2 separate regions of the Mus musculus genome follow, and region 1 is linked to region 2. A link is a loop called in an ENCODE intact Hi-C map of the cell type or tissue named here. Cell type or tissue: heart. All regions are shown on one strand. Each heading gives the region's core, and the rest is flanking DNA. Links, peaks and the distances in the headings are about the cores only. Region 1 has its middle 27 kb from the start of Abcg1. Region 2 overlaps Abcg1 (ATP binding cassette subfamily G member 1).

Evidence for each region. A loop is a pair of places that touch in the nucleus more often than their neighbours do. Peaks named below come from ENCODE experiments on the same cell type or tissue, not always from the same donor. Only the 100,000 strongest peaks of a DNase experiment are listed, where the experiment ranks them.
Region 1: it touches region 2 in a loop (2.1-fold over the local background); 6 of 42 quality-filtered maps call a loop at or near these places.

The regions. Positions count from the first base shown.
Region 1 is chr17:31,022,626-31,039,095 of GRCm38, forward strand. No RefSeq gene overlaps it. Among named protein-coding and RNA genes, the nearest start is that of Abcg1, 27 kb to the right of the region's middle. In heart, for the core only: no CTCF peak of the experiment used is centred there; no DNase peak of the experiment used is centred there; H3K27ac peaks cover 1,096 bases.
Region 2 is chr17:31,078,696-31,095,165 of GRCm38, forward strand. Abcg1 (ATP binding cassette subfamily G member 1) reads left to right here. Exons shown (of 15, transcript NM_009593.2): 3 at 13,614-13,731; 4 at 15,951-16,083. Among named protein-coding and RNA genes, the nearest start is that of Abcg1, 29 kb to the left of the region's middle. In heart, for the core only: a CTCF peak has its summit at 10,308; DNase peaks (open chromatin) are centred at 7,666, 10,223 and 11,373; H3K27ac peaks cover 2,383 bases; H3K27me3 peaks cover 587 bases.

The DNA.
Region 1 (16,470 bases), core at 7,104-12,103, 56 kb before region 2:
TTCCAATTCAACCACAGTTTGACAATTGTTCACAACACTCTAGGACCCCAAAGCTGAAATGGCAGAGTCAAGGAGCTTTTGGAACTAGAGCAGGCTATTGGGTCCACAGCAGCAAATGCTTTGCTCTCAAGTACAAAAGTTCTTAGTACTTTCTCTCTGCATCAGCTATCAACCATTGAGGCAGAGATATTTAAATTTCAAATGTTAATTGCTTTTAAACTTTTAAGATTGCACTAGCACATTTGACTATAAATGACCCTCATAGTCTTAGGTATTGACTGTTTTGACTTCCTGGGAGTGACACTGTTTTAGAACAGTCTGTAAACCTTAGAAAGTGGTACCAGAATGAGTCACTTATCCTTACACTTTCTGCTCCCTATACCACATATGTGAGTAGTCCTGCTCCTCCACACTCTGTCCACTGTGACATTCTGCCTCACCATTTGCTACAAACAACAGAAGCAAAGACTATGGGTTTAAGCCTCTGACATCGTGGGCCAAAATAAAAATTGTCCCCTCATTAAGTTGCTTCTGTCAGATGTTTGGTCATAACAGTGATAAAACTCACACAGAAAATTGGTACCAGGAGTGGGGTCCAGCCAGTTATCAAAACATCTTTCTTGGTGTCCAGATGCAAAGTGTCAAAGTGTTTCCTTTTAGTAGACCTAGTATCTGTAACAGCCACATCTTCTGCATTAATTGTAAGGTCTTGCTACTGTGCGGCAGGAAGGTAGATGAAAATAAGAAAGGGGGGTTTGTTTGGGGCTCTGAGTTTGAAGGCATAGTCCATCACGGTGGGAGAAGTCAAGACGGCAGGGGCTTGAGGCACCCGGCTGTGTTATATTCAGTCAGGAATCAGAGATTTGATTTGATTTTTATGAGTCCTAGACACAAGACAGCTTTGGCTGCCAAACCCAGCATCAAACTAGGATGGCCAAAGGACTGCATCTGCTCTGTCCCTAATATAAGAACACCACCAAAGACAAGGGGCCTCTTTGCCCACTGCTGAGGGTGGAGGGTGGGGTGGGGAGGTGAGAGGTGTTTTCTTTACCTTATTTTCCTCTTTGTTTTGGTCAATGGAGTAGTGAGTACTTCTTTCATTGAGGCAAAAGATTTAAACAAAGTCTTGCTCTCTGCTTTGGGATCTCTCGTTGTTCTGTTTTGTTTTTCAGCATTGTTGTGATGATTTTCAATGTTGCAGCTATGACATGGGTCACTTGCGACCAGGCACCTGCAAGTGACTCTCCTCATCTGGGCAGGGTAAGATCGTCAGAGACTCACCTGTTGCTCCACGGTCTTCGCCCTCCTTTCTTATGGTTGTTTGCATGAATTTCACTTTTACACATTAGGAGTCACAAAGCAACACACAGACATTGGTTTCCAGCAGGTCTTCTGAAATCACAAACGAACTGACAACTATTCCAAAGTGCCCTGGTCACGTTCACCACCCACCAAGATGCTGTAGCGCATAAATGGCTTCTTCTCTTGCTTCTGGTGCGCCCTGTTTGTGCTTTGATTGGGACATTGTTTTAATGTTGTTTTTATTTGTTTGTCTTTCTTCTGCATTGGACAATAAGGTCCTTGAGAGACAGAGCCGTATCTGTTCATCCTGGAACTCAAGACAATGGCCAGTATTGGGCAGGAGTTCAGCAAACATTGAGCCATCGCTCATTTCCTGCCTGCCAACTGTCTCGCAGGGTGACAGAGGGATGAGGCCACAGAAACATAAACACTAAACACGGGTTTGGGCGTGCCCCAGCAGAGAGAACAGATAATAACACTTAGGTATGTCTTCCCCTGTCCCTGTTGTCACCATCAACCTTCCATGAAAGATGCAGAAAGAAGGCCAGCAGGGGCCATCACAGTAGGCTCCGGTAACCTGACTATAAATGTCTTCCCCCTCCCCCCCAACTGCAATGAGGCCTTCAGCAGTCCTTGCTTTGGCCTTCCTTCAGACACTCCTGTGTGTAATGAGTCCCGAGCCCTTGGGTGTGTTTACATTAGACTGTGTGTGACTGTAGGTGGGGACCAGGGAAGGAGACTGGATCACATCTGGTCAGTGTTCTAGCTGTCCTGGAAAGTGACTCAGAGCCCCATGCTTGCTCCTGATCTCATTGGGGGTACTGAGGAAGCATAGCATCTTTATCTAACACAAAGAATTTTCTGGAACTTAATATACTGCCTGCTTAGTGATTAGGACCAGCTTCAGCGTTCGGCTGATCTGTGCTGGTGGCAGTGTGAAGTGGCTGGGTGGCTCTGGGCTGGACAAGGCCATGGCTGCTGACAATAGGCAACAGTGTTCTTGGCTCCACTGAAACACGAGGATGTGGAAATATTTCTCTTCTCGCATTTTAAATCAGGAACAATTCCAGCATTATGGCTTTTGCCATGCTTGGCTGACCTTCCTGTCATTTACGAAGCCTTGAAATGTTGAAATGGCCAGAAAAAAAATGTTCACAATGTGCTTTATTAGATGTTTCTACATAAATAAATTAAAAAACCAGAAATAATATTTTCCCCCTCTGGATGGTTCTAACCAATTATGGGAGAGAACTCATTTCAAAGAGGGGTCTTTAGACTTGCACGGTCTTGTTTAAAGGCGATACACTTTCATGTGTAAAGTTAAATGATGTTCATCCCTGCCCCTTTTCTATCTACTAAATACATGATTTGGGATGTGGTGGGGTCCATCTCCTACTGCTACGGTGGAAGACTCATGTAGCTCCATGCCCCAAACAAGAAGATAATGTACACAGCATAGCCACCTATTTGTTCTGGATCTTTCTTCTTCTCCAGGCACATGTAGTTCAGCTAAAGTTTCCCTCACTCTGAATGACAGAGTCTTCGTTTAAACACAGGGATGCAGGGCTGGAGAAATGGCTCAGCGGTTAAGGGCATTGACTGCTCTTCCAGAGGTCCTGAGTTCAATTCCCAGCAACCACATGGTGGCTCACAACCATCTGTAATGAAGTCTGATGCCTTCTTCTGGTGTGCCTGAAGACAGCTACAGTGTACTTAGATATAATAATAAATCTGTGGGCTGGAGCAAGTGGGGCTGGAGCAAGTAGAGGTCCTGAGTTCAATTCCCAGCAACCGCATGATGGCTCACAACCATCTGTAATGGAATCCAGTGTCCTCTTATGCTGTGTCTGAAGACAGCTACAGTATATGTGTGTGTGTGTATATGTATATATATATATGTGTGTGTATATATATATATATATATATACTATATACTATATATGTATATATACATATATATATTTTAAAAAACAAAACACAGGGATGCTTTTGTGCAAGAGATGCAGCAGCCTGTCCTGATTCCCTCTCCGTTCATCTTTCATAGATAGCACCTCTCTGAGTTACACCCCTCTGAGACTCCTTGTGACCCATGATTTGAGTTGGAGGGAGAGAAGACTGCCTTGGGAAAAGGCTAAGCCCCCCTGGACTCTGAGAAGGGCATGGCAGATACAGTGGAAGTGGCTGGCTGGGTTGGTAACTGGAAATTCCTGGTGTCAGTCATCCAACAGAGAACTTTTCTGAGCCTAAAAGGGTCTGGGATCTGTTGAAAGGGTCGGTCACTCCTAGGTCCATCTGGGCCACACCACTGTGGAGAGCTGTGGTGTGGTGGCAGGGAGAGGGGACCTCTGATCTGGAGGCTGTGGATAACCAAGAGTCCAGAAGACATTGGGGGGGGAATTAGCTAGACTTGTTCCTTGTGAAGCATTGTATGCCTCCAGAACATTCTAGATTACCACCTCAGACTCCTCAAGCCCCCCACTAGAGGAAGCTGTGTAAAACCCTCTTGATAGAAAGAACTGGGAGCTTTCTAGAAGTGTTTGGCTTGACTTAACCAATTTGAAAATGACTCTGAGAAAGTGAGGCAGGTATTGTCTGAGAAGTTTTATTAACTCTTCCAGAATGATGGGGTACCATGTAGGAAATTACTACTACTTTGGGGATGTCCCAGCACCTGGAGAAACTGATTTCAGCTCATAAATAACATCCTGGATATGTGTGCATGTGTGCGTGCATGCGTGCTGCGTGTGTGTGTGTGTGTGTGTGTGTGTGAAGGGGGGGGGAGTCCAAAAGTGCATGCATGCTTGAGAAAATTACACATAAACACAATCGTCTATCTGTATCTCTAAAACGTAAACCAGTTGGCCTTTTTGAGTGGCCTGAATTAACAACTACTTCTCTATCAGTGGAGATATTTGCTATAATGTGTTTAAAATGGTTTCTAAACCCCTCCATAGTAGCGTGCGCTCCTTTTAAATACAGCTTTCCTCATACAGGCTTTTCAGGACAGGTGGGTGGGTCTTGGCTCATACAAAGGGAACCCGTAGGCCCCTTTGGTAGGGGGTGTTGTCATCCTCAAAGGATGGAGAGGAGGCTGGCAAAGTCCCAACACCCACATCTGGATTAACCATGTCTCTAGAAGCAAACAGCTTTTCCTATCACTTCCCAGATCAGAAGCTTGAAGGGTCCTGACTGGCTCAACCCAGGTCACATGAGTATAACCAGCCCACTTAGGAGGCTGGTAGTGGGATCGCTCTTATTGGTCAGGTCTAGACCAGTGGATTAGCAAGCCCGGCCTACTGCTTTGATGCAGGGGGAGACCTCCAGGACAATTGGTTGGTTCCTCTCAGGAAGGCAGGACAGTGTGCTAGGCGGGAAGGCACTGTGTGGATGAGCACGTGCACCAGACACTTTTTAGGTTTGTGTGTGTGTGTGTGTGTGTGTGTGTGTGTGTGCGTGCGTGCGATATCTGCATCTATGATGTATTTCGAAGCTTTGCAGCCTGCCTGCTGTTGACGTTCAGTCTGACTCTTCAAACTAAGCCCGTTTGCCCTGACACTACACTTCGAAATGATTTTAAGGATTCTGAGAGACTTAGCAAAGTCTCCCATTGCCCCTGAGACGGAGCTTCTTAGCTGTGGATCACATAAATGAATTAAGGAGTTGTGAATTAAAAAAAAAAAAAATGACAACAGGAAAACGATGCTAGGTGCTCAATGACCAAAAATCAATTCGATCGAGCGAATGAAGAATCCGAGGTGTTTCTGGCCGTGCTCACCTGTGTAGCCGCACACGGTTTCCCGTCAGCCGTGGTCCCCATCACAAATTCCCACTCATCAGTGCCAACAAACATTGCCTGAAACGCCTTGGCTCTGATTTCAGACAAGCTGTGGATGAAGGTGGTTTTTAGTGCACACACCAAGTTTTCTGCTCTTTCAGAAACACCATGGTCTAATTAAGGAAAGCACACTTGTTTTTCTCCACAGCCATCCCTCGGTATGTAAGAATCAATTCAGTAAAAACTGGGTTGCCTGGCTTAAAATGTGTGGGTTTTTAAAAACTGCTGTCGGAGTCACTGGTTTGACTTGCATTTTAAAAGTTGTTATGACACTGGATCTTCATTGACAAAAGGATGGGAATTCAGAATCATCATGGAAGCACACGTCTGGGTGTGCTGCCAGAAAGGTTTAACAGAGCAGAGAACAGCTTTCCTCCGGTGGCACCATCCCATGGCCCGGAGTTCTAGAGAGGATGAAAGACAGATAGCAAGCTGAGCACTGACACTCATTGCGTTCTGCTTCCTGACTGCAGATGTAACACGAGCAGCTGCCGTCCACCATGCCTTTCACCCGTGTGGACTGTACCTTCAAACAGTGATCTCAGGCAAATGCCTACTTTCTTTCACTGGCTTTTGTTGGGTATTTTGTGACAGCAGTAAAGCAAAGGAACTAATACGGAAAATTAGACCAAGGAGCGGGGGTGGGGGGGGGGGTGGGGGGGCTTTGTGTTGCTGAGAGTGGTTTCTGAGGTGTTTGGAAGAGTTTGGAGCTGGGAGCCAGAGAATCTCTAGAAGAATATAACCAGTGGATGGGCATTCCAGACTGCGGACTGAGTTTCCATAGCTCTGGACTCCCCATAATGCTTACCTCACTGTATGCCATTCAGGTGCACAGTGTCAACACCAGGTTCCACATTGCCAAACGTGAAGAGTCCTCCCTTGTCTGCTTCCTGGTGCTCCTTTCAGCTCCTACTGTCGGGTGTCCTTAGGGCCCCCAGATCTCAACCTTTAGGGCCCCAGGTGAGGCTGCAGCAGGACGCAATGTTACTCCTTGTGCTTTCCTAGAACCTCTAAGTAACTAATACTTGATGATTCAAGATCTAAGCACATCCTACCCAATGCTACTGTGGCATTTTCATCTCCTGGTAGGATTTGGAGTTGCTGAGCCCTCCCCAGTAGGGATGATGATGTACCTACCCCTCTCAGGCTGAGGAAGCTTGCACATGTCTAGAGAAACAGCATCATCCAGGTCTAACCAGGAACTTGCAGGGAAGTCAGACGGAGGTCAGACACCTTTCTCTGGCTTTATCATCTTTCTCTGGCTGGATGAAGTCAAATGACCCCCGCCCCCAAGCTGCTGCTTCTCTCAGGAGCACAGTCCATATTTGCAGGACCAGAGAGGAGTTCCCGGAGCAGTGCCTGACAGATGGAAAGATCTTATTGTCTTCTTAGAGACGTGGATTTTCTCCAGCAGAAGTCCTGAGTTCTTTTTTAGAAAATAGGCCGTTTGTAAGTGGTGAAAAGTGTTCTTGGAAGCAGGCTTTCATCGCTGAGATGAACGCTTCATGAGATCCAGCTGAAAATAAAACCAACAGGTTTTTCTGTACTTGCAGTGGTGATGTCCCTTGTCATGAAACACTCAAACGGCTGACATCTGATCGGCTAGATTTTCTGTTTTAATGAAATACGTTGTAAATCTATCTCTCTCTCTCTCTCTCTCTCTCTCTCTCTCTCTCTCTCTCTCTCTCTCTCTCTCTCTCTCTCTGTCATGAGAAAATCATTAGAGTAGACAAATTTGGAGCTGTTGAAATGTCCAAATGCTATTGGAAATGCACCTTGTCACACAATCAGTCCCTGATTTTGAAAGGCAGGGTCGATTCATAGAGCCCAGGGTACAGCTGCACACTGCCACGTCTGACCCTGTGCCCTTGACTTCTACATGCAGGCCATCTGCTTTCTGGGCCACCTACCCTTGATCTTTAATAGGATCCGCTGACAGAGGAGTCATGAATACCTGTTGTGGAAGGTGCCCTGCATGGAGGATGCTTGGCAGAAGTGAATTCAGCTGTGTGCTTGGGGTAGTGTGAGCTGGGGCCGAGATCTTATTATGTCTTCCCTGTTGCGTGTAGGGTTTTGTTTTTTTCTTTAAAGATTTATTTATTTATTTTATGTATATGAGTACATTGTAGCTGTACAGATGGTTGTGAGCCTTCATGTAGTTGTTGGGAATTGAATTTATAGGACCTCTGCTCGCTCTGGTGGCCCCTGCTCGCTCCGGTCAACTCTGATCTCTCAGGCCCAAAGACGCACCAGAAGAGGGCATCAGATCTCATTACAAGTGGTTATAAGTGAGTCACCATGTGGTTGCTGGGATTTGAACTCAGGACCTTCGGAAGAGCAGTCAGTGTTTTTACCCACTGAGCTGTCTTGCCAGCCCGCGTGTAGTTTTTAAAACATGCTACCACCTTGTCCAGGAGCTGTTACATTCTGGCCCCTCCCTGGTTCCCTTTTGTCCTGCCTGGCTTGGTTGCAGGATCCATCGATCACAATCAGCCCCAATTCAGCTTCCTTTTCTAACCGCCTTTGCTCTGGCTTGGCTCTGGGATTGACTGCCCCCAGCCTTGACCAGGCATCTCTTCCTCCCAATTTTTGCTCCAGGAGTCTACTGCTCCTTCAGCCCACTCCTGAGACCCTTGCTCCGGGAAGGGTTGTATTACCAGACCCACCTGAGATCCTTGAATCCTCAAAAAAAGAACACACACTTGGCTTGTCACTTTACAGCTTGCCTTTCGTGGCACAATTGCTACGTGGAGATACCTCCCGCCTGGAAAGGCATGCCCTTATCAATTTATTATCTCTGTCTCTCCTTCTGCCCTAAGCTTAATGGCTTGTCCAAATTAGCCCCTGCCAAATATCTTTGACCTCCCGCCCATAGGGGAGGCCTCAGGCCTTAGCTCCCCAAAATCTTACATGATTGCTGAATGCTTCTCATTTTAAAACATGGCAGAAAAAAGCCTCTCTCTCTTTCCTTGCATCTCCTTTTTCTCTTGGAACCTGGAAATCCCATCTGTACCATCTGCCTAGCAATTGGCTCCTGGCCTTCTTTATTAACAAATCAAGAACCAACTAGGGAACTAGACCTTAGTATCAGCACCTCTCCTTAAAGGCCTCCCAAAGCCAATGCATTAGAAGGTTGGTTACAGCTTGGTGTGTCCATATTTCAAGATGGTTGATCTCAGTGAGCAATCTTAGGTCATTGGGATGTGTCCTTAAAGGGATATACCTTCTTCCTATAATTCTCTGCAGGGTCCCAAGGAGGCGAAGGGTTCCTCCTGTGCACCAACCCCACTTTGCTGCTTCTCTACTGACCAAGCAAGCAACAATGTCTTAGGGTTTCCATTACTGTGAAGAGACACCATGACCATGGCAACTCTTATAAAGAAAAGCATTTAACTGGGCCTGGTTTACAGTTTATAACTTTAGTCCATTGTCATTGTGTCAGGAAGCAGGACAGCATGCAGGCAGACATGGTGCTGGAGAAGAAGCTGAGAGTTCTACCTCTACACAGGTAGCAGGAAGAGATCATGAGCCACTGGCCTGGTGAGCATTTGAGACCTCAAAGCCCCACCCCTAGTGCCCAGTGACACACTGCCTCCAACAAAGCCACACCTACTCCAACAAGGCCACACCTACTTCAACAAGACCAGGCCTCCTAATCGTGCCACTCCATAGTGACCAAATATTCAAACACAGGAGTCCATGGAGGCCGTTCCTATTCAAACCACCACAGACTGAAAGCTCTGAACCCATGAGCCAAAATAAAAGAAAATAAAGGTTGGTTGTTTTTTTGTTTTTTTGTTTTTTTGTTTTTTTTTTTCATTTTAAAGTGGGTTGTCTCAGGTATTCTGTTACAAGAACAGAAAGCTGACTGTGTAGCATGAATGAATGGAAGGAGGAAGTATTGTAATTCCCAGCTTTGCACTTACTGGCAACTCTGAGCATCCTCTTGGGTGTCCGTTGGACATCCGGGTTCCTTATGTGAGTTTCCTGTTCATACCCTGCACACATCTTTAAATACAAGGCTGAAGGGTTTGCTATTGAGTTGTAGCATTTCTTTGTGTAGTCTAGACACAGAGCCTTTGTGGTTGAGGGCCTAAGGCAGTCTGATTTTAAGCATCTTGAAGTATTGTAAGCCTTTGAAATAATTAGGTTGTATGTGAGTTTGTGTATTGCTTGGAGATTTGAAAAAACCTTTCTGAAAACCTGTCTGAGACCCCTGGTGAGACTGTGGAGTCTTTGACCACTAGTGCATGTGGTCATGGTGTCTGGTCACAATAATAAAACCCAACTAAGACAAAGGCCAATGTTGGGTGGCACAGCAGGGCCAGGTTCAGATCCTGACCCATTCCACTGGTTTTTTTGCTGTGTCCTCATGACATGGAGAAGAGTGAATGAACAACATTTTTGATGTCTCTTCATCTTCATGGAGGTCCACTGCAGCCCAATGGCCACCAAAGGCCCTCACTCAAATGCTAACACATTGGGAATTAAGGTTCCAACAGACAAGTGTGGGGTGATACACACTGTCTATACATTCTCTTAGCTTCCTATCCTGTTGCTGTGAGGAAACATGAACAAAAGCCATTTCAGGGAGAGATTTATTTTGGCTCACAGTTCAAGGTATCACAGTCCATCGCTGAAGGCAAGTCAAGGCAGCAAGAGCTTGAAGCATCTGATCACAACACATCCACAGTCAGAGTAGAGAGGTGAATGCCTACTGCTCTTCAGGTCTCTCTCTTCATTCATGTAGTCTGGGATCCTAGCCAGGGAATGGCACCACCCATAGCTGGCAGGCTTTCCTACTTCAATGAATATAATCAAGGTAAACAGACGTGCCCAGAGCTCTGTGTCCTGGGTGATTCTAGATTGATCAAGTAGACGATTCACACTAGCCACCGCACTCACCAAATTGGTTTGCTCTATGCATGTACTTGGGAAATTAAGAGACAAGAGAGAAGAGGGACAAGTTCCAGAAGCCCCTGCCTGGCAGCTTGCTGAACTCATCACTGATACAACATATTTGAAAATCATTAATTCTAGCCTTGCCACCAGGAAAGGACGGATGTTGAGGCCACAGATATGCTAATTAACGCACTCCATCCTTCGCTTTTGGTTTTGTTGTTTGATGCTGGACACAGGATGTGTGCCTCAAGCACCAAGCTACAGCCACAAACCTCTGATTTGATCTAAATATGAATTTTGGCTGGAGAGATGGCTTGGCGGTTAAGAGCACTGACTGCTCTTCCAGAGGTCCTGGGTTCAATTCCCAGCAACCACATGGTGGCTCACAGCCATCTGTAATGGGATCGGATGCCCTCTTCTGGTGTGTCTGAAGAGAGTGACAGTGTACTCGTATAAAATAAATAAATAAATAAATAAATAAATCTTAAATATGGATTTTGCATACATCAAAGTTGCATCTTTGGCCCCATAAATATTTACAATTGTTACATGTCATTTTATTAAAAAGAAAGGAAAAAAGCCTTGTTTTTACTTCAATTTTAGTTTCCTGTTATGCAGGTGGCATGCAGCTCAGGACTAAGGGAGTTTCCTCTTTCTTTTGTGTTCTGAACAACTCAACCTTTGTTATCCCCATTGGGTGACTGAGCAGGTGTTAGCCTCCCAGGGTTGGAAGCTGCTTTGTGGGGAACAGGAATCAGGTTCGGGAGGTCCTGGGGCCTGAGCAGGGGAGGGTCAGGCACCTGGTGGAGCTGTATATGTAGGAGGCAGAACAAGGAAGAGAATGGGCCTGTAGAGACTATGGCTGCTGGAGCCCAGGCCCCGGAGGAGAAAAGTGCCCCTCTGGTGGGCTGTAGACATAGCTTATTCACATGTGCACCAGTGTCTTCAGGATGTACTTGAAGCAGCTTGAGTCTAGACTGCTAAGAAAAACACCTCGACGTGTCAGCATTTTTATATCTAAGAAAAAGGAGGCCCATTGTGGAGTGGCTAAGAGAGCTGGCGCCCAGGATCTGGCTGCCTCATCACCCCATGCTCTGACAAGCTGTGGGCCCCTGGCTGTCTTCTCTGTGAAATAAGAATGATGCAACAGACACCTTGCATGGCTTTACTGCTACAATTGTAGCATCCCAGGGACTGCTCCAGTCCTGGCAAAACAGAGCAGGGATTGAGCTCTAACAATTTGGGCTGTTCAGCAAACACAGGGACGGCCCAGTGTGGGGTAAGGAGGTTTTCAGAGGTGGAAACAGTTAACAAGCATCCCCTACTTAGGAGGAGAGTAAACTGAGATCTGTATTCATATTCTCCTAGGGCCAGAGAAAGCAAAGGTTGGCCTTCTGGGGAGGTCAGCGCCCCCACCTCCCCCACCCCTGCACCGCCCCCTCCCCACTGCTGCTCACTGTCAAATCAGCCAGGGCCTGCCCTGGATTTTGTGGGTAGAAAGAGCCCCAGAGGGTGACTGTTTCTCCTCCATGGGAAGAGAAAGGCTGCCAGGAGCCAGAGTGATAAGGCCAAATGAGAAACCAGTGTTCTCAGCTTGAGATCACATGACCTCCATTGTGCCAACCAGCAGCTGGTGCTTAGAAGGGGCTCCCGGATAACGAGTATCTTCCCCTGCACAGCTGAGGCTGTGGCTGCCCCTGAGAACTTCCAAGGGGAGGTCAGATAAGGCTGGCAGGAAAGGTTAGGGAGGGCGTTCTCCTCTTCTATCTCCCATCTTGGAACCACCTGTCCCTCCTTCCTTCAGACACATGCCCCGTATGACATTCTCTCACATGTGTTGAGCTCAGTGAAGTGACTTAAAGGTTCCTTTAAAATACGAAAGCATGAAAGTGGGTTTCAGTGCCAAGACGACATCTGCAAAGTCAGGAGCTCATCTTCCTAGCTGAGTTCAGCACTTTGCACACTCAGCTCTTCAGAGAGCCCGTCACAGGCTGGTAGACGATATTAGATTGTCTTCCCTGTCAATGCTGAGCAGAGGCTACTAAGGAACCATTCATAGCGGGGCATCCTGAGTACTGAAATCCCCAGGGCTCCCACTATCTTTGAGTATTTGAAGCATCTCTCAACACCCCAAAGACTACTTACAGGGAAGCTCCTGTTGAAACACTCAGTGTTGTAAGGGGGAGCTGCAAGTGAGGAGCGCTTTTAAAGGACACCAGAACTGTGGCCTAGGAATGTGCCTCTGTTCAGAGAAGGTGCTTGCCTGGTGAGCACTAAGCCCTTGGCTCCATCTTCACTACCCTATAAAACTGGGTGTGCTGGCCTGAATCCCAGCACTCAGGATGTGGGGGCGGGAGAGACAGGAGTTCAGAGTTACCTTCAGCTACATAGCTGGCCTCAAGCTCTCTTGGGATACAGGAAACTCTAAAATAAAGAAGTAGATAGATGGATAGATAGATAGATTGTAGAACGGAAACATTTTGGCAACAGTGTTTCTGAAATATATTAATATCTCACAAGCATGGGAAGACATGAAGAGATAAAATTATGGCAGACAATCACGTGGGATTCACAGTGCATGGCTGCGCACACACCCTTCAGCAGAGAGTCTTCGGATACTGGAATCAAGAAACAGGATTTCCCAGACGTGATTTCAGCTATGAGGGTAGCGTGTGGCTGCACACAGGCACAGGAAGCAAGACTTTTTCCTCTCAGAGTGTAACTAATTTTGGGTTTTTTTTTCTTTTTCTTTCTTTCTTTTTCTTTTTCTTTTTCTTTTCCCTTTTTTTTTTTTTTTTTTTTTTTTTTTTTTTGAGACAAGGTTTCTCTATATAGCCCTGGCTGTCCTGGAACTCACTTTGTAGACCAGGCTGGCCTTGAACTCAGAAATTTGCCTGCCTCTGCCTCCCAAGTGCTGGGATTAAAGGCGTGTGCCACCACGTCCGGCTGTTACTAATTTTTAATGTTATTTTATTTTACCTTACATGTATAGATGTTCTGCCTACATGTTCATAAGTGCCTGGTGCCTGCTGGGACTAGAAAAGGGCATTAGGTTTTCTAGAACTCGAAGTTACAGATAGTTGGGAACCACCATGTGGGTGCTGGGAATCAAAGCTGGGTCCTCTGGAAGAGCAGCCTTAACCACTGAGCAGTCTTGCCAGTCATAACTACCTTTTGACCCCCTAACACTGCATAGATATCATCTGACATAAGGACTCTGGAAGGGACACACAAGTGTTTGCTTGTGGATAAGAGTGCATCTTTCCAAGGGGGAGAGAGGTGTTGTCCAAAAACCATAAGAGGCCCTGCCTTCTCCAGTAAAACTCAAGAGGGCTGGCAAATATTCGGCCCACTGCCCTGTCCTCTCCCTCGGCAGACATCGCTAATTGATCAGGGTGTTGGGTCCTGCTGAGTGTGGATTTGGGTCAAATGACAGCCCTCCTAATCGATAAAACTAATCAATGAGGCATGTAAGAAGAGTTGTCTCTGCCTTCCCCTCTCCTGGGTTGGTCCGTTGTGCTGGCCAGTAGCTCTGTCAGGGTTCACTTTACTATCTCTGCAGTGAAGGGGTTTTAAAACCTCCGAAGTACCCATGTCTATACCTTGAGAAATTGCAGTGCTCACCAAAGTTCAATTGCTATGGGTGCCTGGTCTTAGACCTGGCTCTTCTCATCTGTCTGTATCACCGCCCTAGCCCTAGAACTGTCCTCATTCCCGGGATGTTGTATGGGTGTAGCTACCCTGCTGGCCACACACCAAACACCACCTGAAGCAGGTAGGTTCTAGAAGATTAGGTCCCAGCAGCCCGAGTCTTGTGCTGGGGTGGAGACAGAGCCTGGATTTGGCATCTTTTCCCACAGACGCAGCGCTGCACAGCTCTCCGCTCTGACTTCCACTGCTAGCTGCCACAGAAGAGTCACAGTGGTACACTCAGCAAATGGAACAAAACAGGGCTTTTATGGGCTGCCCTGGGAATCTAACCCCCACCCGATGGGAAAGTGTGCGCTGCATTCTAAACAAAACACCCACGGAAGTGCTAGCAAGCTTGCGGAGGGGTGGCTGGCGCTCTGGCACAGACCCCGGAGCATCATCGCCCATGGGCGGAGGAGATGCGTGGACTGCAGAGCACGGGGCTTCTGGAGCCAGAGCGATGGGAGGCCTGGGGGTGAGGGGGGCACAGAGCTCTCGTGACAGCCGCTCGGGGCTCTTCTTCCACTTATCCAGCATATTCTGTGAAGATAATAACGTTCAGCTTAAAGTTTAAGGTTCCCTGTTTTCTGAAGACAAAAGGCTTTGGAAAACGGGTACCTAGATGGTGGGATGAATTTTAGTGGCGTTTGATGAGGACAGAGGAGTCAACAGCCCTGAGGCTCTGCTCTATCAAAACAGAATGGCCTGCCACACCTCGCTAGTGGATTCTTCTCGTGCATGGGCACCCCTCAGCCTCTGTAGGAGTGGGTTCCAGGTACCCCCAGGACACAGATATTCAAGCCCCCCCCCCATATAAAGTGTGTAGCATTTGCACAGAGTTCACACAGGTCCTCTGTAAACTGCAAGTCATCCAGGAACTCCTTAGCACACTGAACATGCAAATATGGGGTCCAGGGCTTTCTACTCAGCAGACTTAGAGAGGAACGATAAAGATGAATCTCTGTGTGTTCATTGCTTACCACTTGCGTCTTTGTGTAAGTGTGTGACTGGGGCAGAATGTCTGGTCAGCACCATAGCAAGGTGTCCCGGGGAGTGTCAGCCTGACAGCTTGGTGTCTGGGATTGGGGCTCAGGGGGTGTAGAGGAAGGCATTGTGTGGCGAGAGATGTCAAGATGCTAGCATTCAGCTAGGAGTGAGCCCCGGGGCAGTTTAGTGTCTGGGTCTGGTTTGTGCCGCTGTAATAGAATACCCAACACTGGATAAACTTTAAATACAGAGCCGTATTATTTTACTGTTGGAGAGGCCAAAACCGAAGTGCAGGATTCAGGAAGCACCTGAGTTTCAAGTGGTGAGGGGGAGGGAAGGGATCAGACCCACGTTTTCATCAGACATCCACTCCCACATCTAGAAGGGGGAGCGTGAACCTTCTATATGTCTCACCTGTCATATCCTAACACATGGACTCTGGGGGATGAATTCAAACCAAAGCACAGGGCATGAGTTTGCCCTGGTAACACTAGCCCAGAAAGTCTTTCAGGACAGTAAGCACCGCCAGGCCTACCTCAGGCCGCCTCAACCCAGCCCTCACTGACTCTGTTTCAGAGCTACGTTCTAGACAGGCAGCCATTTCCCCATATACTCCCTCCCTCTCCGAGCACAGCTATCTGATAGCCCAAGCAGCCTCTCTCATCTTCCTCGACTTGAGATCAGAAACGGAGTACTGAAGTGGAGAGCATTTGTACGGATTCAGACTAAGGGCTGTGCCACCTGGGGACCGAGGGACTCTGGGTTCCTGTCTAGGATCAGGGGTTCCTCACACAGTCTCACCTGCATAGCCTGCATTCGTATATATGGAATTGACTGCAGTGACCACAATCCTTAATGGATTCCTTCCTTTATATAGTGTATATAGAGTATACACTATAGTTCTGTTCATTAAATCCTTACTGATTGAAGCTAGCCTGATCTACACTTAGAGTTCCCGGGCCAACCAGGGCTACATAATGAGACCCTATATCAACAAAACAAAATAAAACAAAAACAAAAAAAACCCTAAGCCATACCAAGGTGAATTCAGATCAGTTTTGTTTTTGTTTTTTAAATAAAGAACATTTCACTCTCTATGTAACTGGGTGTGTTGGTGAGCTTCGTTGTGGACAGGCCAATTCAAGGAAGTGGTAGTTGGCACACTCCCAGCTCTGTCCTACACGGGCTCCCAAACTGGCTATGGGAGAGGGCTGGCACCCCCTGACTCAGAGTCACAGGTCAATGACCTCAGTGTGGTGGGTGGCGGCAGCTACCATCTGGGTTCCTGGTATTTGGGAACAGCTCCGAGAACTCATGCCCAGAGAGAGGAAGGCACTGCAAACAGCAATACTAAGTGGGTGAGAGGCAACTTGGCTATGGGTGACAGCTTCTGCCCCTTTCCCAGCAGAGAGTATATGGCTTGGAGAACAGAGCTAATAGCTGAAGACTTAGTGTTAGCATTTTGTCTAAGCTCTGCCCCACAGTTACCTGGCAACGGCCAGGTGTGCCTGACTCATAAAAGGGTCTGCTTGCCCGCCCCCCTTTTCTCTGCCTCTACTACCCTCTCAACTCCCCTACCCGTGCCCTGCATAAACTCTATTCTGTACTATACCTTCATGTGGCTGGTCCCTCAGGGGGAAGGAATGCCTCAGCATGGGCCCATAGAGGCACCCCTACCCCCACACCTGACTGCACATTCACCAGACATATTTCTTCCCTCCTTTATCTTTTTACAAAACACAATACTTAGGAAC
Region 2 (16,470 bases), core at 7,351-12,350:
GAAGCCGAGTAAGCATCATGGATGTTAACAGGTTAACAGCGTGGTGAACTCTCTCTTTGGGGAGGACTTGTGATCTCCAGTTTGCTTCACAGCCCCACCCTCAATAGCCCTTCAGAGCGGACATGACGGGGTAGTGACCCATGAAGCTGTTTGTGTGCTGTACATTTCTTTTGCTGGTGTGGTGTTGACTCTCTGCTACTCCAGTGGATCTGAGATATGCAGCGGCTGGAATCCCCATCACCCTACCCGTGCAGATGCGGGGAACTTCAGCTTGAGAACTGCTGGATCAGATCCGTGAGGAGTGCGTGGCCTCCTGGGAGCCATACTTGATCCTTTGAAAAGCAGGGTCTCTGCTCATCTTTCCCCTGGCATCAGGGTGGGGGACAGGATGAGGGTAGGGGGACACTCACAGTAGTCTAGGCAGCCCCTGCATGTCAATGGTTCCTCCACCCTAGGAAGCACTGGAGGACCAGAGAGAAATGCAGAAGGTGCCTCCCAAGGGAGGAGAGGGCCTGATGCTGTCTCCACTGTGAAGCCAAGGAGCTACCCAGCCCCTTTCCTTCCCGGGGATCTGGGCTGAGGATTGTTTTCCCGAGGGCGTCTGTCAAGGACAGCAGACACTGGTGCTGAGTGAAGGGAGTGGAAGGGAAACTCCTGTGTTCAGCAGTTCCTGCTACTATTATTTAAGCCAATGCGGATTTTATTTCTGTTTCACTGACCCGAGGGATGCATTCTAACTCCCCCCTAGCGTGGGTTTGAATGAGCTGGTGTAGTGGTCCTTAGCGGCCCACAGTATAGTGGGGGTGGAGCTTAATGGAGAGTGGGTGGGGAGGCAGGAGATGGGGTTCTATCTACTGGTTTGGGAAGCGTGTTGCCTAAGCCCCAGATGAGGTAGCTCTGATCTCCATCCCTGCCTGCCAGCTAACACTGAGGACTGCCACAGAGGATGTCCTGTGTACGGAAGACACTCATCCGTCCCAGGATTCCAGGGCCGTGTCCTGTCGGAGGGGGGGGCAGGAAGGAAGTCTAAAGAAGGACCCATTCTGACTAGGGAGTTCTTTGTATTCATCTGTAAACTCTCTCTATCTTTGGCTGGAAGAAAACTTACCCTCTGTCACTGGAAATGATATAACCATTTCCAAAGCGTCAGGTGGTCCCAAGATGGGAATGTGTCATGGGGCGCAGGCAGGGGCTAGCAGGGGCTGAGTAGAAGACATAGAGAGCCGTGCCTCACTGACCTCTCTCAGTGCCCACCCCCACTGAGCCAGCTGCTCAGAACTTGATTATAACACTCCAGGACAGAAGGCAGTAGACATTTCCACATCTCTCTGTTCCAGACTCTTAGGATAAAGTGAGAAACAGGCAGAGCTGGGGTGTGGGTCCATGGTCGCTCTCCTCGGCCAGCCGGGCTTCTTTATGTGTGTGTGTGTGTGTGTGTGTGTGTGTGTGTGTGTGTGTGTGTGTCTTGGTGCTTGCAATGAAGCACAGGCCAGGGCGCTTCCCTGGCCAACTGTGGGGACAGGAGGAAGACAGGAGATGGAAGCTGGCCTGTCATTCATGAGGAGAAAGTGTGGGGAGACTCAGAACTTGGATAAGCACGTGGGAATCTTACCAGAGTCAGAGGAGGGAGCAGCCCAAAGTGGAGATGAGGGCAGAATGGTCATTGTCCCATCCTGGGGACAACCTAGCATCTCCAGTGCAGTTCCCTATCTGTTCCTGTTTCTGGAGATTTGTATTTGCAAGGAAATGTGGTGAAGGTGTGGTGGTGGAATGGCCAGGGTGGATCCAGCCAGCAAAAGGGTCACTCCACCATACTCAACCTGTTGGCAGGTCAGGGACTGGACTCTGGGCAGGTGTGGATGGCTGAAGCAAAGAGACCATGGAAGAGGCCACTAGGCCTGAATTAGCACCAGCATGGTGGGGTGCGGTCTTCACATTCCAGATGCAGGGCCTCTGGATTTGTGAATCAGCCATGCGAGTGCTCCACAGAACCGAATTGGAGGACTCCCTCGGTGTCCGTCCCTGAGAAGCAGCTTCTCGGAGTCTTCAGTAGGTCTAGAATAGCTCCGAAAGGAATTCTTACTGAGGTGGCATTTTAGTTCTGAGTGAAACTGGCAGAGCAGCCATGCTTCTCTGCTAATTTACTTGTTAATAAATATTTCATAAAACAACCCCAGTCCGTGAGCATAAACAATAGCCAGGGCAGCTCTGCTCCAGGGTAGAGAAGGAGGAGAGGGAGAGAGAGGGGGGAGGGGAGGAAGGGGGAGGAGGAGAGGGAGAGAAAGGGGGAGGGGAGGAAGGGGGAGGAGGAGAGGGAGAAAAGGGGGGAGGGGAGGGAGGGGAGGAGGAGGGGGAGAGAAAGAGAGGAGGAGAGGGAAGGAGGGGGAAGAGATTGATTCAGTCATAGCTTTAACTCACTGAGAGTCACATGAGAGACTGAAAAATAACCCCATGAGCATTTCACTGTCTTTGCCATTTTGCCCTGTAGATAGTGAAAAATGTCCTCTTATGGTACAGTGACGTGTGTGTCTGTGCACACGTGGGTGTCTGTGTTTAGAACACGAATACTTCCTTAAGTTAGAAAAGGCCCTTGCCCAGCCATGCTTATTTTATAGATTATGAAGTGCTATGAATCCACTCTTGGGAGCATAGGTGGACATGTTTGTATCTTTCTGCAACGTTAGAATCTATTGGCTGACAATAAATTACGAGTCACATTATTACCTTCATGGCCTTCAAATTCACTAAGAACGGCAGCGTCCATCATTTATGACCCCGGCGATCTCTGAATCCTTTATTCTACTCTTTTTCTTTTCATGTGTGTGTCTGTGTGTGGCTACCGTCAGAGGCCAGAGGAGGACATCTGGTCCCCTGGAGCTGGAGGTAGAAGTGGTTTCGGGCTTTCCAGCCTGGGTGCTGGAACCAAACTTCTGTTCTCTGCAGAAACAGCAAGTGTTTCTAACCACTGAGCCATTTCTTTAACTTCCTTTATTTATTCCTGTTTTCATTACTAATATTAACTCTTGGGGTATGCAGTAGACATCGCACAACTCTACAGACCCTAGCCTGAACGTGGAGACAGACAGCTGATTAAGATGCAGGGGAGTCTCCTTAGGGACCAGGTGAAGGTTTACACACAGCAGGTTCAGAAACGGTGAGGCAGAGCATAGCCCATGCCAGAGTAGGTGGCAGGTGGCTTCCAGCATCAGCCTGAAGTGGGCCATGTGTCCCAAGCAGGAGAAATGGGGATACAGCCCAGGGACAGACAGATGGAGCTCTTTGCTCTGGTGACTCTCATGGTTGAGAAGTGACCTGACAGTGGTCAATACTGCAGGTCCCTTCCACTGCTGAAGCGCCCCAATCTAAGGACAACACCGTGTGCGATCACTAGAAAGAGGAGTTAGTTAGCAAACCACAGATATCACTCACTATAGAATATTCTAGAACACCAAGTGAAGAAAAACAGCCCTGGGACAGACAGTACTGCACTATTTATATAAATTCCAGAAGCATGCAAAAAAAATTATTCAAACTCTTTAAGGATGAATATAGTTAGGCATTAAAAAGAGAAACTACAGGAGAATAAAACATTCCGCCGCGGTGAAGGATGGGGCAGAATTGGAGACTGCAATCAGGAAGGGCTGAGGCCTAGGAGGCTGAGTGGGTGTCTCTGGCTGGACAGGATGGTTGCCGAGTGAGTTTTCCTGGAGAGACATGATCAAACACTATTCACCTTGTGTTTTAGTCTCCTTCCTGTTGCTGTGAAAAAACCGCTCTAACAAAAGCAACTTAGGGGAGGAAGGTATTTGTTTGGCTTATACTTCTAGGTCATAACTTGTCACTGGGGAAGTCAGGGCAGGAACTGAAGCAGAAGTCATTGAAGAATATGCTTGTTTGTTTGTTTGCAGGTTCATCCTCAACCTGTTTCCCTATATAGCCTAGGGAATGGCACCACCCACAGTGGGCTGGACCCTCCTACATCGATTAACAAGACAGTCCCCAAGACATACCTGCAGACCAGTCTGATTTGGACAGTCCCTCAATTGAGACTCCCTCTTCAGATGACTATACGTTGTATCAAATTGACATTTAAAGCTAACTAACTAGGATGCCTCAGATAGGGAACTAACATCAGAACACACCAATGATTACACCCAAGTGGGTGTGGTGAGCCAATGGGTGTGTTGGGGTTAGTGACAGAAACATGTGTGAGGGTTTCCATAGGTGTGTAGATGATTCAGACAGTAGCATCATGAAATGTTCACCCTATCTTGTGTGACAGACAAGTCACAGAAGCTGCCTCACTGGAGCTTCCTGCACAACTGGGGGACAGTTCCACTTGAGAGTCCCTCTTCCCCCCAGCAGGCCTTCACAGCTTTTATAACATCAGGGAGACGCCTCTTGAGCCTTGCAAGTTTATCAGGATATTTTCTTTTAACTTTCTAATCTGTTTTCCTGAGACCCTACCCACTTCTTCCCTCTGTAGTATCTGAAACTTGGTGACAGTGGCTGAGAGATGGTTCATATTAGTGGAACCACGGAAGTGACTGTACTTGGCTGGTTTTGTGTGCCAACACGACACAACTGAAGTTATCACAGAGAAAGGAGCTTCCCTCAAGGAAATGCCTCCATGAGATCCAGCTGTAAGGCATTTTCTCAATTAGTAATCAAGGATGGGAGGGCCCATGGTGGGTGGTGCCATCCCTGAGCTCGTAGTCTTGGGTTCTGTAAGAGAGCAAGCTGAGCAAGGCAGAGGAAGCAAGCCAGTAAGCAACACTCCTCTATGACCTCTGCATCAGCTCCTGCTTCCAGGTTCCTGCCCTGTGTGAGTTCCTGTCCTGACTTCCTTTGGTGATGAACAGCAATATGGAAGTGTAAACTGAATAAATCTTTCTTTCCTCTCCAACTTGCTTCTTGGTTGTGATGTTTTGTGCAGGAATAGAAACCCTGACTGAGACAGTGACACTGATGTAGGTTTACACTAACAGTAAGGGACCCGAGTACTGAACTGTTAACAGTCAGTGACCAGCTGCAGGGAGAGCTGAGGCAGGACCAAAAAGATGTCCTCAGGCTGCTCTTGATTGGTTCTCTCTGAAGTGCCCCTGAGCCATCTTTAAACCATTTTCACAATCCACTGAGCTAGAATGCACACTATGGCTGCCAGACCTCTGAGCCTCCTGTCAGGCCAATAGAAAACAATCCAGCAAGACACTGGGCATCTCAGGAAAGCAGCCTGTTGCAGGCAGGGGCTAGGGAGCCAGTTCATTTAGTAGGATGCTGGCAAGTGAGAAGACCTCAGTTCGAGCCCTGGAAACCATACACAAAGAAGTGCTGTGGTGTGTTCTTGCAGTCTGAGTGCTAGAGGAATTTCAAGACACACAGATACCTGGGGTTGTCAGGTAGCTGGCTAGCCTAGTGGGCAAGCCTCAGACCAGTGGGAGGCAGGCCATGTCCTATGTAGAAAGGTGGCTCATGAGAAGAGACACTCAAAGTTAATCTTTGGCCTCTATGTTTACAGACACACACGCACATGTGTGCACACACACAGGTGTGCCCGGTCAACAGGTATCAAAGCTTCTACTGTACCCAGAAAAGTCACTTCAATAGGCTTTGCGCCCAAGTTGGCTCTGTTTCCTTACAGTTAGACCTTTTCCTACTGTGTAGCCAAAGGCCAGCCCAGGAATGAGCATGAATTAAATCAGCAATATCCATGCAGTGTGCGAAAGACCTGATGATATAGTTACTGAGTTATATTTTTGGTAACAAGAGGAGGATCAGGGCATAAATCAATAGTGGATCCCAAACACAGTCCCACAACCTTCCGCTTGACCCCCAGAAATATGACCTGGCCTGTTTATATGGCTTACTAGTTGTCTTCCAGTTTTATTGTTGTGAAGAGACACCATGACCACACCAACTCTTATAAAGGAAAACATTTAACTGGCTTACAGTTGCAGAGTTTTGGTCCATTGTTGTCATGGCAGGAAGCATGGCAGTGTGCAGGCAGACATGGTGCTGGAGAGGTAGCTCAGAGTTCTACCTCTGGATTGTAGGCCTCCGGAAGTGAATGTGAGACTGGGAGTGGCTTGAGCATCTGAGACCTCAAAGCTTGTCCCCTAGTTATGACACACTTCCTCCAACAGAGCCACACCTACTCCAACAGGACCTCATTTCCTAATAGTGCCACTCCCTATGGACTTATGGGGGCCATTTTTATTCAAACCACCATACTAGTTGGACTCTCTAAGGGGTGTGAAATGGCCAATACCCAAAGGGGACAGGTGGATGTAGTGACCTCTCTCCTGGAGGAAGAACTCCTGTGGGTATTGACAGCGTCTGCAGGGCCCAGCCATACGTCAAGCGCTTTATAATCCTTCCACCATGTCTCAGTAGCACTGGCTACTAAGTAGGTATCCCTGTCTCCAAGTTACAGGGAAAAGGCATGACCCATAGGGACACATGCAGCTGTTCCCAGGTCTCAAAATGGTTGGGGGCATGGCTAGTCACCTTATCAAATCAGTGTGCTTCCTGGAGGCATACAAACTGGTTCCAGGAGTGGGTGAGATTTGACCTGGCCAACACATGTTTGAGAGACTCTGACCAGATTGACAGCTGAGGGGATAATAAGAGTAAAGAGTGATGGGCAAAACCGCTCTGTCATGGAATGTGGTCCAGAGCCAGAGGCTGAAGCAGGCAGAGTTCGTCCTATGGAAAGGTAGTGGGATTCCATCAAGAGAGAGTAGAAGATGCTGAGTGTGGAGGAGCCTGAGCTCCCAGGGCGAGCAGGCCTACTGAAGGATGCTTCTGCTTAGAGTGGCTGCTGTTGGAACAGCCAGGGGAGGGTGGTCCAGGAGGTAGCCTCCACCCCCTCCCTGACGACATGTTGAGAACAGGAGTAGAAGCTGCCCTTCAAGGAGCCATTTCTGTAACCATCTCCGAGTTGCCTCTCAGGCATGGCACATGTACAGCTTATCTGAGCATCTCCAGCTGTCAGTGGCTGCTGGAGGAGAGCAGTGAGCTGCCATCTTCTTCTGGGAGACCTCACTAATGTAAAGTACTCATGGAACATGATAAGGCCCAGTGGTTACCAGCCAAGACTTGCTTCTAGAAGATGTACCGTAGTTGTACTTCAGATCAGGCATGTGTCCCAAGACAAACCTCTTCTCACAGCAGAGAGGCATGGAAGTGCAAGTGACTGACAGTTGGAGGTCATCCTAATCTTGTCTGGCCTTCCTCCTGAGGCCTTGCCCCTGTGTTTTGAAGCATGGAGCGTGGGTTCTCTCTCAGTGACTTCTTTGAGCACCTAGTGCTTCTCACACACACACACACACACATGCACACACACACACACACACACACACCAAGCTACACACACACACACACACATGACAAGCACCCTCCACACATCCTCATTCCTTTTCATTTTGTTATTTTCTCTTTGGAGTCAGAATCTCACTGAAATGGTCATGCCGAGCCTTGAACGTATGGTCTTCCTTTCTCAACGTCCTGAGCGGTTGGGATTTCAGATGTGTGCTACCAAGCCCAGATCACCGCTCAGACTTCAACCCTGCTTTGCTGTCAGATCTGGGCAGGCTGTCGGAGGAGAGTGCCCTCCCCAATATGGTTGTAAGCCAAGTATGTCAGGATAGGACAGGGAAGCCAGAGTCGGTGTTGCCATGGAAGGGAGATTTGGGCCAGCAGCCACCACCAAAGTTCTGCAGGGTACTTTCCATGTTCTGGCACGCCCACATTAGATGCTACCAGAGTCTCAGCATGCAGAGGGCAAGGCCTGTGCACAATTCTGGCCTTGCACCAAAAGCTGGTGAGACGCAGGCTGTTCTGAGGGCATGCATGAGTCTCTTTTAGCTACCATGGAGAGCTGGTAGTTGGAAAGATCCAGAATGAGGCATAGTCCAGTAGCTATGACTTCCCGTTCTTTCATGAACCTTCTACACAAAGAGCCCCTGAGTCACCTTGGAGGTCACTGATGTCACTGAAGCACACCCACCTGGCAGGTGATAGTGTGTGCCTTGGGCCTCCAGTATGGAGTGTCATGAGGAAAGAGGTGTTTGGAGGGTCTGGCCAATGCCCACAGGTCTCTCCGCCTGGTTCCTAAGACCTAGTGGCATACAGGGAACAATTACATGGATTGCCAGCTGTGGCATGAGGTATAGAGGAAAGCTAGAAGCGAGGAGGGTATGCCTGCCTCCTGAGGGTGTGGGGAAGATGAGAGGCAATCTTCCTTCATGGGTACTGATGTATTTATGCCCTTTCTCTTTTGATGTTACCCTGTGCATAGTACAACTAGACATCTTGGACCTGTGTTGGCAGGACACAGGGCTTCTGCATACACATAGGGGGCCGGGAATCTACAGCAGGAGACAGGGGAACCATCGGCCAGGACAGAGAATTAGGGGGACCAAATGACCCCAGCTAAGCCTTTAAAGTAGAGCTGGGTAGAGAGTGACACGGGGCTCCCTGCTAGGCTGTTCCGCATTACTTCAGAGCACAGTGCTGGCATAAGCCCCTGGTGGAGCTCCATAGACTGGCATAAGAGATTTCCTACACTTCTTCCAAAGAGAGGCACAGCCAATGGAGTAGTGTGTTATTTGCACATCTGGGGATACATCACAATGTCTTCTGGTACTGGTTCCCCACAACTTAGACAGATTCCTTTGCACCTTCAGGTTCACATGTGTGTTACCAAAACAAGGTCTCAGACCCCATGGCCACCACCATTGCTCCAAAGCCCCTTTGTCTTGCAGGAAGCACAGAATATCAGGTGCATCCATTTGATTGACAGGGTTAGGTTTGTCTCATGCTGTGGCTGACTGGCAGTTCAGAAGGTCCTTGGGCATTGGGGGAGAAGCCCCCCCTCCCCCAAAGAGGGCAGGAAAGAAATGCTACCGGATACTAAGATTAGGTACTTCTGGGGCCGGAAGGCTCAGCAATAATGAACACTGGCTGCTCTTCCAGAGGACCTGGGTTCGATTCTCAGCACTCACATGGTGACTCACAACTACATGTTCCAAGGGACCCTTCTTCTTGCCTCTGTGCACCATGGTGTACAGACATACATACAGGCGAAACACTCATCATATAAAATGATGAAATAGAAATGAGGAGGAGGAGGAAGTGGAGGAGGAGGAAGAGAAGAGTGTGTCTTTTGGGTCTTTTGCTTCAGAAAAAGCAGGCAATTTGTTCTAGTGCCAGATCCTATGAAATAGGAGCAAAAAGGGTAAAAGAGTAGGAACAGGGGCGGGGGGGGGGGACAGGGAGGTGAGGTTGGGTTCATTCTGGGAACAGTGGCTTCTGCAGAGGCAGTTTGGGCCTTGGGTGTACAGACCAGGGCAGCCGGACAGCCTTCAGGTAAAGGTTGATGGGGGCATTTGGAGCCTATCTGGAGCCCTCATTGGCACCATGCCATCATTTGGATAACGAGAACTATTTTCAATTTGTCCCAGCCTGGCTTAGCCTGGAAAGAGACCTACCTTTGCTTTTTAGAAGCATAAACATTCTGTGTTAATAGAAAGCTGCTTCCCGCAGGCAGATGCGAGCAACTGTCAGCTTTATGCATGCTGGGGCAGGGGCAGCCTGGCTGTGTGACCTCAGGACCTAGCCTATGTGTACACGGTCCTTGTGGTTCAGTTGTTTGCCTGCCCGCGATGGATGAATGTGTACATGGTAGCAGGGATAGGCTGCCCCTATGGAATTTATGCAGGCTTGTGAATGCACTTGGTGTGTCTTTGTATGTCCCTGTGCACGTGTTGGCAGTCCCAATAGGTTGGAGTGCAGTTAGCATTTAGTTAGTTTTTTGCTCCTTTCTCCCTGCCCTCCTCCCCTACCCCTGCTCCCAACCCCCCTGCTCCCCCACTGAGCCTGTGACTTTTAGATCCTCAGCCTTTGTTTTCTTTACGTTCTTTTACTTCAGTCTGGGCTCTCCCACCTGTCTGCCTAAGGGAAAAAATGGCCCCTCTTGCTTTCCCAACCATTTTCAGGTTCTACCAGCTCCAGGCCCTGAGGCTCAGGGGTCTAAACGCACTCGCCTCTTAGCAGATGATCTCAGACTGTCTGTCTCCACCAGAAGTCTGGCTGGGGTTTACTGGTCCAGCCCTTGGGAACTTTTGCCTTCTGACCATCTCTGCCTGTCCCAGGAAGAGTGGGTGGGACCCAATGGCCTTTGCTGTCAGGCAGTATGGACACTTCCTCCCTGAGGCCCCCGGAAGTTCTCTTGGCCTCCACAGCCTCTCCCTTCCCCGCAAAACAGCAAAGAGCTGTTCCCTGCTTTCCCCTCTGGGGGTGCTGAGGTCATGGATTGCATTCCACCTGGGGACAGCCTGCTCCTCAGAAATCCACAATGGTTCTCCACCAACAAAGGTGCTGAGAGCATACCGTCAAGACATACATCTCCCTTTCCTTCCTCGTGGGGAGGTTTTCTAGCTGCCACATATGCGGTGACCTCTGTCTGCTTGGCCCCTGGAGTGCCAGTCAGCAGACACTGTCCTGTGGGACAGTGTCCATCCACCATGGTAGCTGTGGATCCCTTAGGGCTGATGCTGGGGACAAGATTCCTTCCAGACTGACAGCCCTCTGCACAGAAAAGCCCCGTGACTCTCAGGCTTCTTTGAAAATGACCACAGGCTTAAGCAGCTGGATCAGAACTGTCTAATTTCACAAGTGCTTCTCAGTTAGAGCTGGTGCCTTGCATGTACCCCAGACACAGACAGGACCCGTCACCCATGTGGACATGAAGGATCGTCCCTTTACTTGAAATGAAGAGACGCCTTTGACATTCCATGCCCTGGCATAGCCTCTGACCACAAGACACCACAGTAAAGGGAATAACACATCTAGCTTAGCAGGTTTTATGACTGATTGAGCATCTACACTCTGTGAGGACTGAGTCTGCTCACAGGAGTCAGGGGAAAAGTGGCTGCTGAGGTCTGCAGGCTGATCTGCCCAGGCTGGCAAAGATGCAGGGGGCCCCAGATTTGTGGACTGCCTCAGGCTGGCTTTGTTTCTCCTTTGCTGGGTTGCTAGGTGGCGTTGGCAGTTGCCAGCCCTCTCTGAATCCTTCTATGTGTGCAAAATGCACAGAACACCACAGGCAAACAATAGTGTGAGCAAAGCCGACATCTTGTCCAACCCAAGTGAGCCAAACTGCTTTCTGGGACACTAAACAGGCCCCATTCCACAAAAACAAGAAAGGTAGTTCCGATTCTGAGTTATACCACCAGCGTCCCCTTAGTTGGTGGACTGAGAAGGTTCAGGTTGTGAAGCACCCTCAGTACAGGGAAATGGCGCTTGCATTGCGATTCTGCTCAGCTTCCTGCTTTTTTTGGCATTAGCTCATCTCAGAGGTGACATCCTGCGAGAGAGATAGCTCAGCTGGGGAGAGTCTCGAGTGGTAAGCTGAGGCTCATGGGATTATTAGGGAGCAACTTCCTGTCTAAAGAGGAAAGGCTTGGGCTAGGGAAATGGCTCGGTGGTCAGAGGGCTTCATGCAAGTGTGAAGAGGTGGTTGGAACCTCGGGAGCCTTGTAAATAAATGCTGGAGCCACCCATAATTTCAGCCTAGGGAGGGTGAGAAAGGGGATCCCGGTGCAAGCTAGCTAGAGCAAGACTAGCCATGTCCATGATCTCTGGGTTTGATTGACAGATCCTGCCTCAATAAGGTGGAAGAATGATGGGGAATGCTTCCCAGCATCCACCTCTGGCCTCTATGCACATGCGAACATGTATCTGCATGCACATGGAAATGGATAAAGGAGGAAAACAGAGGAAGGACTGATTTGTCTGTAGGCAAAGAAATGTATGTAGCAGCTGCCTGCCATGTCAGGGGACGTGTGAGGGTGTGACTTCTAGACATGGTCACACACACTCCATCTGTTAATTGGGGCTGGGAGCCCAGCTGTGTCCAGTCGTCTGTGTTTTTCTCCTGTGAGCCATACAGAGGGAATTTGTACCACCTTTGGCTTTCGTTCAGCGGGTGGCCATCTCGGGGACCTGTCTCCAGCTTTAGGCAGCTGCCAGCTCCTGGGGGCTCAGCAGAGGGTGAGGGTTCATCTTGGAGTGGAAGCAGCCTAAGACACTGTTTGCTCGACAGTAACCCCAACTCCAGCCTAGGCAGATAAGTATAGTAATGAGCTGGCACCGGGGCATTTACTACCCCCTTGGTGATGTCATTTGGGGCCCCTGGAGGTCCACTACTGTCCCCAAGAGGCAGAATGCCATCTGATGAGCCTGTAGGAGCTTGGCTTTGTACCGAAAGAGGTTCTGCCATCCCCAGCTGTACCTCTGTCTACATCTGCTTTTTTGTCTGTCCACCAAAGGCAGACACAGCCAGCTGTCCTTCCCCGCTCAGTCACCTCCTTCTATTCTCCTGTGCTGTTGTGTAGGGGACATTCCCTCCGCAGCTTAGAACTCCCCTAGGTGCCCCTCCCTTTGTTCCCAGGTCCCCTTTTCCCATTGGGATGATTCTCAGTCTCCTGGGTGACAGCTGACAGCCAGCCTCCTCTGCTTAATGATTCAGTCTCTGAGCAGCAGGCTTCCTGGCTCTAGCTTCCGCTTCTCCCTGCCTCACTTAAACAAGGCTCCAGGGACTCCTCGTCCAAATTAAGGTGGCACCTGAAGACAGGTAGGAATGTCCAAGTGTCCCATCTGTGAAAAACAGACTGTGTAGAAAAAAAGACTGTGCAGAGAGCATTCTCTTGGGCTTGAGCTTTCTCAGACCTGGAGGTTTGGGTGCTCGCTGTAGTCTGGGGAAACCAGGTAAGTTCCCCACATGTCCCTGGCTCACGAGGTCTCTTTAGGCATTATACACAGGAGCTGGAATGTAACGCTTGCCTGTCGGCGCTAGGGTGGGCTCTTATCTGACACCACACCAAACACCACTTCTGAGCTGGCACCGTTATCTCAGAACCAGTTGCTCTCATTTATCATTTATAACACATTTCCACTGTCTGCTTGAAAGCTGTAGTGCTCTGGCTTGTTTCTGATGTGTAGCTCCCCGCCCCCCCCCCCCGCCCCTGCCCCGTCCCCTTCTAAAGATCTAGGCAGAAGGCACTTGCCAGACATTCCCTAGACATTTGATGTGACTTGTGTGACAATAAGCCCTTTCAATTATCCAATAAACCAATCAACAATTCATCAAGTATATGATTTAATCAAAAAGTAATTGTATATAAACTGTGTACAAATTCTTTATATTTATGTAAATTTATAAGGGGCAAGTAAAAAGATCTTGCAAATGAAATGCTGAGCTAGTTACCTGTTAGTACAGGCACCAGTGTACTTTATTGGGAAAAGATGACCATTGGTCCAGGGCTAAATAGGCTCTATACACATGACCACTTTTTGAGATGGGAATGATGGAGATTTTTGGATGCCGTTTGGACATGTGCTTAAGCAAGATGCATGTGCCCTAATATAAGGTGTGAGGACAGTCTGGGGGAACAGTGTATAAAACAGGCACAAAGTCTGCCTCTAGCCTAAAATGTCGCCGTGAATCTTTCATACCCATACCGTGGGAGACTTTGCCTTTGGCCCCAGCAGTTCAGCACTGGGGTCAAATAAAACAGTTAGAGAAATGAATCCAATCTGCATTTTTGCAGGATACAAGACCCTTTTGAAAGGGATCTCTGGGAAATTCAACAGTGGAGAGCTGGTGGCCATCATGGGTCCTTCTGGAGCTGGGAAGTCCACACTCATGAATATTCTGGCAGGATACAGGTGAGCAGAGGCCAGCGGGAAGGCTGGGTGAGGGACAGAGCTGCTTCAGTGCGGGCACTGAGAACATTTTGTCAACGGTTTGCTACCAGAAGCTCTGCTCACATGGGCTCCTGGGAAGCCACGTGTGTGCATGAGTACCTGCATGCATGTGTGTTTGCATGCCTCTGTGTGTGTGTGTGTGTGTGTGTGTGCCGCATGCTTGCATCCAGAGCTTGAGAATCCATGGAGGAAGCAGTACAGAGAAGCAATACTGAAAGTCTGCACCTACTGATGACTGCACATGAATAGGGTATGAAGAAGAGACCATAGGCAGGTGAGCAAGGCAGCTTCCTGATAAGCTCGGCCCACAGTCCACCTCCTGGACAGGAAAATGTACCAAGGTCAAGATCTGGTCAGAAGCAGTGATTAGAAGACAGCCAGCCAGTAGGACAGCACGCTGGACAGTTCGACAGAGGAGAATGAGGGGCTGCCGTGTCCAAGGCTCGCATTTGCCATGGTTGTTCAGGACTTTAGGGAGTCACCATCGCCAAGGTCATGCCAAGGTCGCTCATCTGTGACTGTACACACACAGCATAGGAAAAGCTACCATCCATCCATACAGTGTACAAAACTCCACATGGTTTCAGTATCTGCCTAGGGCATGTGTCAGTTACTATCCTGTTGCTATAGCCAAATCCCTGTAGCAGAAGCAACTCAAGGGAGGAAGGCTATGTTTTGGCTCACAGTCTCAGAGGGAACAGTCTCGGGAAAGCAGGCATGGCAGATGAAGTAACTGGGTTTGTCCCACAAGTGAAGTCGTCTCACTTCCTGGCTCTGCCCAGGAAGCAGATAGAGTGGAGCCAGAGGCAGAGTCAGGCTTCAGCCTTTAAAGGCCTGTCCTCAGCGATCCTCCTCTACCACCCAGGCCCCATAGCCCTGGTCCACCCATGCCCCACAGCCTCCCGTATCAGCATCACAGTCTGAGAACCAACAGTTCAAGCACACCCTGTGGGAGACATTTCGGATGCAACTGCAAACATGGTATAGTTCCTGAGACTAATACAGACACCTGTGATACTAGTGATTTCAGTTACTGGGGGAGCAGGGAGAAAGATAAGTCTCACTATCCCATAGAGTGCTGAATTGTTTCCTAATATCAGAAATTATGATTTTTGTCTTTCAAAATCGTCACTATAAGTTCCTCTTTATGACATGCACATTTAATGATCAAAGAATTGAGACAGGGAGGGAGTGGAGTGGGGTAGTTTCTTGGGGCTGGCTGTTTTTTCAGACTACCCTAGCAATTCCTAGAAGACCGAGAGTACTTGTGTATCCCAGAGATGCAGAATTAGCCCTGCCAGGCTGGGTACCCAGAAGAAGCTAGGGAAGCTGCCCATTGCCTGGGAGCAAAGCAGGACCCACCACAAAGCCCTGCTCCTTGGCAGTGGCCATGGGAGGCTGGAGTCCAGAATGAGTTTATTAGTCCCTACAGGTATTATAAAGCTGCTGTTCTTCTGTGGGCACAGGAAGGGAGAACTGCAAAGATGTGTCCTTGGGTGGAAAGGAAGATAGAGGGCCTCTGGAAGCTCTTCTGGTGCTTAGAAACACCTAAGAGGCAAGAGGCTCAATGGGCACATGCAGGAGGAGTTGACACGGAGGCTTCTGGGGAGGTTGGATGGTCTTCCATCCCTGGCAGGGCACAGGAGGCTCCAGCCTTCTCACCTGCAGTCAGAAGGTCCTCCGATCACACTTGGATCAGTCGTGGGGCTGAACTGTCTGAAATAGCTGTGATATTGTCTCTGAGCCACCTGAGCCTGAGGCACCTGCCGGGTACACTTGTGATCCCAGGGCAGTTGGTGTAATCTGGGCTGCAGATGGAGTAGCTGTTGGTATATGTCTTTGCCCTGTGGCTGTACTGAGGGACATCCCCTATGGGACATATCCAGGCATCTTTGTGTAGCAGGCAAAGAAAAGCCATTTCCAAGTGGTGTGATAAACACACCGTCTGGGAGAGGCCTGGTGTGTGGCTTGTCTCCTTGCTGATCCCTTGTTTCGGGCAGGTAGAGTACTAGCATGCTGTATTCTGCATCACTTGGTCCCTCTGCTCCATCCTGTTGCCATGGTGAATGGTTCTACTGGGAAGAGTCCAGGAGGGAGGGAGGGAGACCCCCTCTCTTGTTTGCCTCTCCAGGCCACCTGAAGGACCTGGCTCATGGGCACCTGTCTTCTTTTCTTGGCAGGGAGACTGGCATGAAAGGGGCAGTCCTTATCAATGGAATGCCCCGGGACCTGCGCTGCTTCCGGAAGGTCTCCTGCTACATCATGCAGGACGACATGCTGCTGCCTCACCTCACTGTTCAGGAGGCCATGATGGTGAGCCACCCCTGCCCTTCGCACTACCCAGACCCGCTGACGTGGTCATATCTGGTCCCTTCTCTCTAGCAGAATTTCAACCCTGGTCTTGCTGCCTGCACAGTGTTTTACTAGATCTTGTTTGGCAAAGTCACAATCAAGTTTCTGAGATCATTGGTCGCTAAGTTGAATGACTGTTTCCATAGTAACCACCTTCCTAAGCAACCCCCCCCCCCTTAGTTAGCATTTCTATTGCTGTGATAAAACACAGCAACCTGGGGGAGGACAGGGTTTATTTCACCTTGGAATTTGGGGCCAGAGCTAAAGCAGAGCTTTGAGGAGTGCTCCCTCCTGATTTGCTTCTCATGGCTTTCTCAGCCATGAGAAATTTTCTTATAGCACCTAGGA